2 separate regions of the Homo sapiens genome follow, and region 2 is linked to region 1. A link is a loop called in an ENCODE intact Hi-C map of the cell type or tissue named here. Cell type or tissue: PC-9. All regions are shown on one strand.

Evidence for each region. Peaks named below come from ENCODE experiments on the same cell type or tissue, not always from the same donor. Only the 100,000 strongest peaks of a DNase experiment are listed, where the experiment ranks them.
Region 2: a loop joins it to region 1, with 8 times the contacts of the local background. A loop is called at or near these places in 21 of 110 quality-filtered maps.

Annotation. Positions count from the first base shown.
Region 1 is chr7:7,415,017-7,417,516 of GRCh38, forward strand. All of the region lies in intron 27 of COL28A1 (collagen type XXVIII alpha 1 chain), which reads right to left. Among named protein-coding and RNA genes, the nearest start is that of COL28A1, 120 kb to the right of the region's middle. In PC-9, no CTCF peak of the experiment used is centred here; DNase peaks (open chromatin) are centred at 405 and 1,345; H3K27ac peaks cover 2,332 bases.
Region 2 is chr7:7,175,804-7,178,303 of GRCh38, forward strand. It overlaps a transcript of C1GALT1 not described here. Among named protein-coding and RNA genes, the nearest start is that of C1GALT1, 5.5 kb to the right of the region's middle. In PC-9, no CTCF peak of the experiment used is centred here; DNase peaks (open chromatin) are centred at 798, 1,468 and 2,478; H3K4me3 peaks cover 465 bases; H3K27ac peaks cover 2,306 bases.

The sequences.
Region 1 (2,500 bases):
AATCCGTATTGGTTGGTCAGCTGAATGAATGAATGACTGGCTGAAGAGCCAATATTCTAGCAACTAAGTTAGGTTGAAGCAAATCACTTGTGATTGCAGCTACAACCCTTATTTCTCCCATAAGTGGAAGGGGATAGAGAGACAGAGTACAGTTCAGGCTTCTGTGTTAAAGGTTAACAGCAACAAAGCTTTCCGTCAAAGGCTACTAAGCACACACACCTGCAAGCAGATTTCACTGATTCAAATGCTCTTTGGAAAGGGGTAGGAAATAAGTCAACAAATGAATGTAAGAAATGAAATTTTACTGTTCCTATATCCTTGAAATGACTCAGAAGAATGCCACCAATTTGGTTTTTCAGTTCCCTCCCTTTTGCAGTGATGGTATTTCGTCGGTGCAAAAGTAATTGCGGTTTTTGCCACAGTCAGGAAAATGAGATGGAAGTCCTGAGGGACGAACCTCTGCCCTGCTACCAACTGGATGCCAGGCAATCCAATATGTCTAAAGAGGTTTTTCTGGTTGTTTTGTTTGTTTTTTGAGACAGAGTCTAACTCTGTTGCCCAGGCAGGAGTGCAGTGGTGCGATCTTGGCTCACTGCAACCTCCGCCTCCAGGATTCAAGCGATTCTCCTGCCTCAGCCTCCTGAGTAGCTGAGATTACAGGTACGCACCACCATGCCTGGCTAATTTTTGTATTTTTAGTAGAGATGGGGTTTCACCATATTGGTGAGGCTGGTCTCAAACTCCTGACCTCATGATCCACCCACCTCGGCCTCCCAAAGTGCTGGGTAGTTTTCTTTTTTTGGGAAGACAAGGTCTCACTCTGTCATCCAGGCTGGAGTACAGTGGCACTATCTCAGCTTACTGCAGCCTCTGCCTCCTGGGTTCAAGCGATTCTCATGCCTCAGCCTCCTGAGTAGTTGGGACTACAGACATGCACCACCACACCAAGCTAAGTTTTGTATTTTTAGTAGACACGGGGTTTCACCATGTTGCCCAGGCTGGTCTTGAACTCCTGACCTCAAGTGATCTGCCTGCCTTGGCCTCCCACAGTGCTGAGATTACAGGCATGAGCCACTGCACCCGGCCTAGAGAAGTTTTATGAGTGAGCCTTAGTCAGGGCTCACTGCTAAGCAGCATCAGGCTACAGCCCTAAGTGAAGGAAAAGCTTATCTCATTTCTGATAAGATGGGATACGTGGCAGTTTTGATTTTGGTGCTTTCCTGTGATGGGAGGCTTCAGGACCTGGTTTCACCCAGGATGGAGTTTAGACACAGCATAACCCTGAGGGCATAAGGAGAGGCAGGAAGCCAGATAAGTTATAGTCGGTAAGGATTAATTAAACACAACCCAGGTGAGAATGAGGAAGTAGTTCCCAGATAACAAAGTGGAGAAAACCGGCCCCAGGCCTAAAGACGTGGCAGCAATAACCTAACAGCATGTGTGAACTGAGCTCATGTTGGTGACAGGACCTGTGGTTTGGCATAGGTTTATTCCCTAAGCAAACTCATGCAAAACTGGGTATACAGCACTACCACCTTCTAACCACAGAATTTAAAGATTAAGTATGAGATTGGTGTTGTTTATGAGAAAGCAGAGTGTTGCTGTATTTTCTTTCCAGGGCTTGTACAATATGGGCAACATGCCTATTTGGCCTTTGCTTAGATACTCAGCCCGAGAGATGAACAACAGTTATTTAGAAGACCTGCTGTAGAAGCTCTAGACATTGTGTGATAAAACTGGAGATTTAACACACATTCTATGAGTTCTGCTCTTGACTAAGCTTACTCTCTCTACACAGAAGTAGGCAGTTTAATTTCAACACAGGATTTTCACATTATCTTAAGCTCCTACTGTCTCCTACTGACTAAGAAGTTCTGCTATTTGAAAAGGAGTTTATTTTGAATGTTCCCACAGTTTTAGAATCAATCTCAATCATCCAGAGGTGAATAACTCAGTTTCAAAGCTTAAGCATGGTAAAAATATATATATATATAAATGTATGTAAAATAAAAAACCAGCTTATGACGGGGGCAGCAGTGGAATCGGAAAAAAAGAGAGTGAACCGATAAGAACAACATCATCAACATATTAGAAGCAGAAGAGGGAATTTTTTAGAATTACATAGTAATGTTTAGATGCCAAATTTGTCTACTGAGACATGAGAGACCCTGAGAGTCCCAGCATGCTGGACAAGCTTGTTGCTGCTGACGCAGAAGCAAAGTGACATGCAGATGGCTATGAATTCCAGTAACACAGACTCAGGGCCTAGAATAGAGGTTCTCACCTTGGCTGCTCAGGAGAATCCCTTGGAGAGCTTTGAAAACCACAGCACTCACACTCTACTCCCAGAGATTCGGATTTCGTTCCTCTGGGAAAGGGCATTAGTACTATCCAAAAGCTCCCTAGGTGATTCCACTGTGAGCTAAGATTGGGAAGCCCTGGGCTACCATGGAGGATACAGGTGAGGAAGGTAAGGGAAGGAGGGAGGGGGAGGGAAGGA
Region 2 (2,500 bases), 240 kb before region 1:
GGGCTTTTTTTTTTCTGGTTTATAGATGATAGGCTTCTCTCTGTGTCCTTACATAATGGGGAGAGAGAACTCTTCCTCTTCTTGGAAGGGCACCAGGTCTATTGGATAAAAGGCCCTACCTTTATCCCCTCATTTTACCTTTATTACCTCTGTAAAACCCCAAAAGGATAGGGTTGGGGGGCTTTCCAAACACATAGAGGTTCCCAGAGGTTTGTATGCCTGGAGACAGCATGGAAGCTACATGCCATTTCTTCCATACCTTACATTATACATCTCTTCTATCTGGCTATTCATCTGTATCCATTATAATAAGTGAGTAAACATAGGTAAAGTATTTGCCCAAGTTCTGTGAGCCATTTCAGCAAAATGGGAATTTGTGGAAAAAGGTCGAGGAAGGAGATGCTTCTCTATGGAGGATGAATAGAAACAAGAAAAGGTATCTACTATAGGTCCACCTTTAGATTTAGAAATACAACTTGAAATAAGAAAAAAAAAATGCCACATTATGCAGCTACACAATTTGTAAGTCAATTAGTTCTTTTCAATAACAGATGCAACATATACATTTATAAATAATTTACTCCTTTGGGATTTCAAACTAAAGAAACTTCAACTATTTCACTTACAACAAATGTTTCTGCTTCTGTTTCTCATCAATTGAGAAAACAATTAAGGAACACTCCTGATTCTTATTCCAGGGAACTAGAGGAACAAAGAGTAACCCCAGGGATTCTAGCCTCGTAAGCTGAGAATATTTTTCTAGATGACACAAGTTCCTCAGTGCACACGTGACAGTCTCTGCTTTCAAGCTAATATGCTGTGAGTCACACTGAGTCCTCTTCCCTCGAGGTTAAATGTATTTCCTAGACTTTTTTTCTTTATTTCTTCCTCTGCTCTATTCTCCATCTTAACCCTATTCCTCTGTCAGTCAATTCAGAAAACAACACCAGCCATTCCAATTGTCTCAAAATCTTGGTAAATTTTGTAAAGATGTAGCTACAAGGAATAAAAACTGTTTAGAAAATGTTCTCTTAGGTTATACAGGGTGGCATTGTCAGGTATTTTCAATAGGAGACGAGAAGCTCTGTCTAAAAGCACAATGTTGCCAGAAGGATTTCCCTGATCTTTGTTTCCTGGTGTCCATTTTTCACTTACTCCCTAATTTAACATAGGAAATGAGGTGCAAGAAGCTCTGTCCCTTTCTTCCCCCTAGAGTTCTTCTTTTTCTTACTCAGGGATCATCCACAACAACAAACAGTCTGATATCTAATTAGGCCAGTAGTTTCAACTGATTTGGGCTCACAGCTGAATAGCTGAAAGCAAGAAAAAACCATACAATTAAATTAGGGACCTTGTATTTAAGGCCATTCATCCACTACATAATCAGGACTTGAGTCTCACACTAAGGCTCTGTCTTACTCATTCTAACATATTTACCTCTCAGGTTAGTCATGCCACAAAAATGTGCATTGTTAATAATTGCCTCATCTCTACCTTTGATGTTCCAGTATATAAAGCCTTCCCCTGTGTGCCCTAAGTTCTGCCCTCTGAAAGAGAAAGACATGTTTTCTGCCATTTATTTTCTTGCTATTGGGTGCAATTTTGCTCTAGGATGAACTCATAAACTCAAATAACCGGTTATATATATGTTTGTTATTAAGTTTGTTTAAGTACCTCTGTCACAACAAAGAGGAGCAGATATACTCAGCCACAGTTACAAATTAATTCATGAAAAAGAAAAAGGAGCCAGTGATAATTATGCATTCTTTTAAAAGAGTAATAAATTTTCAACAGGCTCATAAAATGAGACCTGACATATAAGCTACCATTCTGCCATACTCTTAAATCCAAACTGCTTGCTATGAATGATGCTACTATTTTATACAGTACACAGTAAAATCAGTAAATAAGTTGTCACTTCCTGAAAGGTCTCCATGGTATTCATGTAAAATACTTAATGCTTAATTGCTTAAACATCAGGTAGACCTCATCAGCCTAATTTAATTAAAAGAATGCTAATGCTTTATATGTAAAGCATATTTACATATAATCTCATTGACTGCCTTTTGGGGTACATTGGGATAATTTTCCCCAGTTAGTGGATAGGGAAATTGAGATTCAGAAGGGTTAGGTGACTTACTACAGGTCATCCAGCTAATCAGTGATAAAACTGGGGGCACTGAAAGATAAGTACCTGGATTGGGCTTACCAAAGTGGTGGCTACAAAAAGGCTGGAGCTGTGTTTAAAAGTTTACAGGAGAGCCATCCATTTTTAGTTGACTTTTTTAGGAAATGATCCAGTTTGAAAAGGAGCAAGAATGCAGGAATTCTGCAACAGAGGGCTTTGAGAGAATTTAGATCTGTAGATTCTGATCTTTGGATAGATTACATCAAAGCAGAATTGAACCGCCCCCTTGGTAGACCTGAGAAATGTAGACAGACCTGTTGGCGAGCCATGAAAATGTTGCAGAGAGAGTCATCAGAGGCATCTGTAGCTAAA